Linked DNA regions of Mus musculus: region 1 is linked to region 2. The links are chromatin loops, found by intact Hi-C in ENCODE. Cell type or tissue: heart. All regions are shown on one strand. Links, peaks and the distances in the headings refer to the core of each region. The heading gives the core; the rest is flanking DNA.

Region 1 (2,920 bases), core at 270-2,769, 1.0 Mb before region 2:
AGCTGAAAAGGAACACTGTTCCCTAACTCAGGAGGCTTTGTACTGGCAAACAAAATCTTGCCAATCAGAGAATGAAAATATACTTTGTATGGGGTCTTACACAAGATGAAGAATAAAAAGACACTCTTCCATCTGTCCTATGAGAGGGAAAGGTTTTAGCAGATGTCCATGAGAACCAGGTGTCACTGCTTCAGAAATCCGACATTTTCCAGTTCTTAATGTCTACTTGGCTAAATACTTTTGGGTTTAATTTCTAATCTGGAAATCAACATTTAACAAAGCCTGGGATGGCATTGAAGATAACTTAAGTTCACTTTTTCCTCCTTATAGGGCAAAAGAATCCTACTTAAAGCACTTCTATTGTCTTTATCCACTCAGACTCTCCAACCATTTCTGAACGGAGGCAGCCACTCTCTTTACTCCATTTAATTCATGTGCCTTAATTACCAATCAACTCCGTACCAGCCAGCTGTCTTCTACTCAGCCTTATGTCCCCAGTGAGACAGCCATAAATTTTTACATCAACTGGCATCTAGTCTACTGGTGGACGATCTCTTAATAGTATTCTTTCCACCAGACATCTAACCTATCAGGTAAGATTTAGATACTAACAATCTTATGCCAAGAGTCATAGAAACTTTGGGATGAAAAATTCATATGAATAAACACAGGATCCTCTCGTCACTACATGTTTGGAAGCTGAGAAGAGTTCATGGCCAGCCTAGTAATAGCATCCAGCATGAGCTCTTACATCTGACAGGTAGTCACAATGTGGATGAGCCATACTGTGGATGCTGTATTTTAGACTTTATAATGAAAGACAGAAAAAAGATGCAGCTATTCATTAATAGAGTGCACAGTGAGCCCTAGTGAATGGACCCACCACATTGGCTGGCCACTTTTGTCTAAACAATTGAGGCTCTAAGCTGAGTACTTTTCATTCCTTTATAAAAGACTGTATTGCCCCTTTAAAGCTAGGCTATTTTTATAGCCAGAGAACTCCTGAAACAGTAAACATGGAACAGGTATTTCAGGCTTTAAAGGTGAAAGAGGTTATTTAAGAGTGTTATCAGAGCTAGCCAGCTGCAGACGTACACACTATCAGAAAACCGTAAAGCTTTCCCTTCATATATGTACTCAATTATTCATGAGCCACCCTACTGGAGGTTGTTCATAGACTCAGTATTGTCATAAACCTTGAGAGGCCCAGTCCTCCCTGCTGGCCCACTGGATGAATAAAGAGTTTGAGAAATAGAAATAGTCTCTCCATCTACTCAAATCCCAAGAGTCTATTTTGGAAGTGATAAAGATAAGAATAATAATGGTGGTGGCTGCCATTTCTTGATACTTCCTAAGTGTCAAGAAATGAAGCTGACCTCAGTCATTTATGCTAAAGGTGATTAGCAGATGGAATGTGGTCCAATAAGTTTGTGATAGAACTGAGAGCTCAGTTCAGATTTTTGAAGACTATAAATTATGAGCTTCATATCGGTGAATCAACATTTCTGAGTTCTCATAAAAATATTCGTCCTCATCAATTCCTGCAAAAAGAATTGAACATGAAAAGTGGAATCTTAACCATATGACCTGTCCATACATAGCTTTTACTTGTAAGAACATCAGAAGGCAACTCTGCAGAAGACTTTCACTAACAATCTATTTTTCTTAAGTAAATCAGGCTTTACAAATTTATTTGAATCAGAAATCCATTTCTTTTTCTTTTTCTTTTGTTTGTTTGTTTTTGTTTTTTCGAGACAGGGTTTCTCTGTGTAGCCCTGGATGTCCTGGAACTCACTCTGTAAAACAGGCTGACTTTATGAACTCCGAAATCTACCTGCCTCTGCCTCCCAAGTGCTGGGATTAAAGGCATGTGCCACCATGCCTGGCTAGAAATCCATTTTCTAATATATGAGATGTATTTTATTGTCACCAGCACATCCTGGAGAGTAGTGTGTATATCAGGAAAACCACAATGTCCCATGTAGTTAAATGAAGGAGCCAATTATATGCTATGTAGAATTGTAAAATGGGCAGGGCTGCAGACCATTCCAAACCACATAGAATTCTTATTTTTCCAATGCTCTTTTTCTTGGATTTAGTATGCCCACTAGAGCTCTGCTTCTCCATGTTGTGTTCTTTTAGGACAGAGTGGTTGTATAGGAAAGACCCTGGTCTTTGAACCCCACACCTATCTTTATGAGCACATTTATGAACACTTTAGCCTCCCAAGCTCAGATTTCTTGGTTGAAAAAAGGTGGATTAAAACAATAGCAAAAAAAAAGTAACAGCTTTTTTGAAAATATGATAACTAGAATCAATGTGTTTAAATCATGGGAAATTGGTCACCGTTCTTATGCTCTTATTGGGTTCTTATGACAATATGATTTTCCCATTACCTAAGCATAATTCCATTGACTTTCCCTTTGATCTATAAAATCCTGTTCACCAACTTAGGCCCAACTCAAGCATTACTTCTGCTATGAAAGTTTTCACTACTGGTTCCATCATCTTCCTGCTCCTTTGCCCCTTTCTGCAAGTGTTCCTTGTCTCCTATCCAACACCATTCATTATATGGCTTCATGGCACTCTATGTGTAATATCCATATTAGCTCTTTGAAGACATAGCTTGGGCCACAAAGACAGTGACTTGTACACCCAGTGTCCGATGCACCACAGGAAAACAAGTCTCTTAAGAAATATTGTAATCATGAAGATACAAGGATGAGTGTTATAAGTTATGACTTTTGCCTCCAGAGTATTTTCATTCCACCCGAAATGGCTAAACATTCTATATGATGGTATCAAATTAAATGTGTTTCTTATGATGGTAAGTTTTAGTTTTCAACTTGACAGAGACTAGAATCTCTGAGGGAGAGAGTCTCAGTGAGGGATTGTCTAGATCAAGTTAGCCAGTGAGCAT
Region 2 (2,920 bases), core at 164-2,663:
GTGTGTGTGTGGTGTGTGGTGTGTGTGTGTGTGTGTGTGTAGGGACTGTAACTGTGGCTATGGCATCAAGTGTCTGAACTATTCGAACTTCTGTAAAACTTTGAACTTGCTAGGAGTGTTGTGCCTGGTGGCAAAAACCATCCATTACCAACATCCTGTGTACATTTCCGGTTTTGATCTGTCCCTGGAGTTCTGCCTGGCTGTCATTTCACAGGTTTCATTGCAAGTCCACAATCAGACCCATTGCATCTTAGCTGCCTGGGAGGTGAGGTTCCCTTCCAAACCTACCCAGGGCAGCTTTCTTCCGATGCTTGTGTTACTTATGAGAGCCTTGGCAGATCTACCTCCTCAGAGTAAAGATCTCTTCAAGCCAAAATGAAACAGCCCTTCTGAATTCTACTCTGTTCTGATTTACTATATTGTGGAGTCCCTGTTAGAATTAACTGAAAGGTGGTTCTGAATTCAATCTCTACTAGAAATGAACCTCGGGAAATTGTCTCATTCTTTAAAAATGTGGTTCCTGTTGAGAGACCGTTCATTCTCTCTACCCCTGCCACACAACCCCTATCTGTATTTCCTAACAATGGAAACAATTTCCTAACAAAGGAAAACTGAGAGCTAGCAGCCAAACTGAAGGCTATGGCTTATCTTCTGAGTGCCAACTGACCAAAGTACAGAGATGGTCAGCTACAGATAGGGCATCTATAGTACACATACATGGGGACCATTACAAAAGAAGGAGTGAAAAGATTATAAAAGCCAGAGGTTTTTATAATCTTTCAAGGAGGACCAGAGCAAAATAGTGTCATTGGAACAAAGCATGAACTCACAGCAGCTGGCACAAGACCAAGCCAATCAACATTCCAGCCTAAAGAGGGGCGGGACTCATAAGCCCACACCCCTAGCTGATGAGCTATTGATAAGTGGTGGCCTCTAGGGGAGGGAGAGTCAATTTTCTTCACAGGTGTGGCCCATGATAGGTCAACCATGTTCTCTGGGATGGCCCCACACCAGCGAGTGTACAGACGACACAAATTGGACTCAGTGATCTAAAAGCAGACAGGAGTGGGTGGGATGGAGGAGCTGGAGAGGTGAGGGTGGATCTGGGCGGACTTAAGAGGAGGAATAGGGATAAGTACAACCAAAAGACATTGAATGGAATTCTCAGAACTTAAAAATCTTGTGACCGTTATCATTCTCCAAGAGAAGGAGTTTGGAGATTGATGTTGGAAAGAAACATTTAGCTAACAGCATGGGTTTTTGAAGCCTGGTCAGTCAGCAGGAATCTCGGGGTCTGTCGCCAAGGGTCCTCCATAGGTTTTCCTCCCAGGAGCTTCCAGAACTCATCCTAGAAGTCACTACCACCCACACAATTCTTCATCTTCATTTTGATCTATATGGCAACCTCCAGGTCACAGTGTCATGCTGTTGGCCTCTTTCCGGGTTTCTTTCTGTGTGTTTGTCCCCACAAGTCCTGGTCCCCAGTGGAACCAGAGGTAGTGATGGCCCTGCTCTCATGAATAGCATCAGTACCCTTGTAAGGTCAGGTGTGAGAGACCTTGCTTTTCCTCTCTCTTCTCTTCTCAAGTGAGGACCCAGTCACAAGATGCCATCTGGAGATCGGGGAGAAGGTCCTCAGGAGACTCTCCATCTGCTGACACCTTGGTCTTCCAGATTTGAGAACTGTGAGAAATAAATGGCTGGTGTTGAAGTCACTCAGTCTGTACCTAGTATAGCTGGTGTTGAAATCACTCGGTATGTATCTAGTATAGCAGCCCAAACTAGGAAACACATGTGTATTGATTTTACCTAAGCCCATCCCTAGTATGCGGTACCTGGAATGAGAATTCTAACAGAATAACTACCATTCCCACTGCCTACTTAAAAGTTAGAAACCAGGGGCTGGAGACTAGTAGCTCAGCGGTTAAGAGCATTGGCTGCTCTTACACTGGATCTAGATTTGGTCCCCAGCACCCTCGAGGCAGCTCACAAATGTCCGCAATTCCAGGTCTGGGGGCCTGGCATCCTCTTTCTGGCCTCCACAGACACCAGGCATGTATGTGGTACACATACATGGACACGGGCAAAACACTCACATAAAGTAAAACTATTCTTTCTCAACTTGAGATTTCTAAAACTTTAGCTATCAAACCAATAAATCATTAAATCATATTCTCTTACCTTGACAAGCAACCTTTACCTTGGCCTAGAAGGGCATATTTAGCATTCTAATACTCAGACACCTTAGAATGTTCTTTAGTGTCTGATGTGTGGCTCCTTAAAGAGCTGGCTCCCAGCCCTACATGTCAGTCCTCTGAGCATCAGCCCTTTCCTGTTCTTGACATGCAAGCTCCACCTTATACCCCGAGGAGCCTCAGGTGCAGATGGACTACCCATACCACATGTCGGAGCTCCATCTTCATCTTCGACCTGAGGTCACCAGTCAGTCACATCCCCCCAGGCATGGGTGCATGTGAGTTCCCCACCCACACCCAAGCTCTACTCCCTCCTTCCATCAGCAGTCACTAATTAGAGGTAATACTACACGTGCAAATTTCCATACACCAATGTCCAATGCCTTACAACTTTCTCTAAGTTTTAAAGAGAGGGCATCAAGCACATTTAAATAGCTGAAGACACTTGCCTGGCCCCTGCCCCACCTAGGCCTTGGGTGTACATCCTTGGAGAGATTTTTCCCCCCTAAGACTCAGACCTGGCTCTTGAGACCCTTTTCCTCTTACTGGGTTGCCTCATCGAGCCTTGCTATGAGGGGAGGTGTCTAGGCTTACTGCAACTTGTTTGGTTGATATCTCTGGGAGGCCTGCCCTTTTCTAAAGGGAAAGAGGAGTGGATCTGGGGGAGAGGAATGGTGAAGGGGGCTGGGAAGAGAGGAGGGAATGAAAACTGCAGTTAGGGTGTA

Evidence for each region. Peaks named below come from ENCODE experiments on the same cell type or tissue, not always from the same donor. Only the 100,000 strongest peaks of a DNase experiment are listed, where the experiment ranks them.
Region 1: it touches region 2 in a loop (7-fold over the local background); 26 of 42 quality-filtered maps call a loop at or near these places.

The regions. Positions count from the first base shown.
Region 1 is chr7:76,936,410-76,939,329 of GRCm38, reverse strand. All of the region lies in intron 22 of Agbl1 (ATP/GTP binding protein-like 1), which reads right to left. Among named protein-coding and RNA genes, the nearest start is that of Gm30774, 570 kb to the right of the region's middle. In heart, for the core only: no CTCF peak of the experiment used is centred there; no DNase peak of the experiment used is centred there.
Region 2 is chr7:75,921,184-75,924,103 of GRCm38, reverse strand. No RefSeq gene overlaps it. Among named protein-coding and RNA genes, the nearest start is that of Klhl25, 74 kb to the right of the region's middle. In heart, for the core only: no CTCF peak of the experiment used is centred there; no DNase peak of the experiment used is centred there.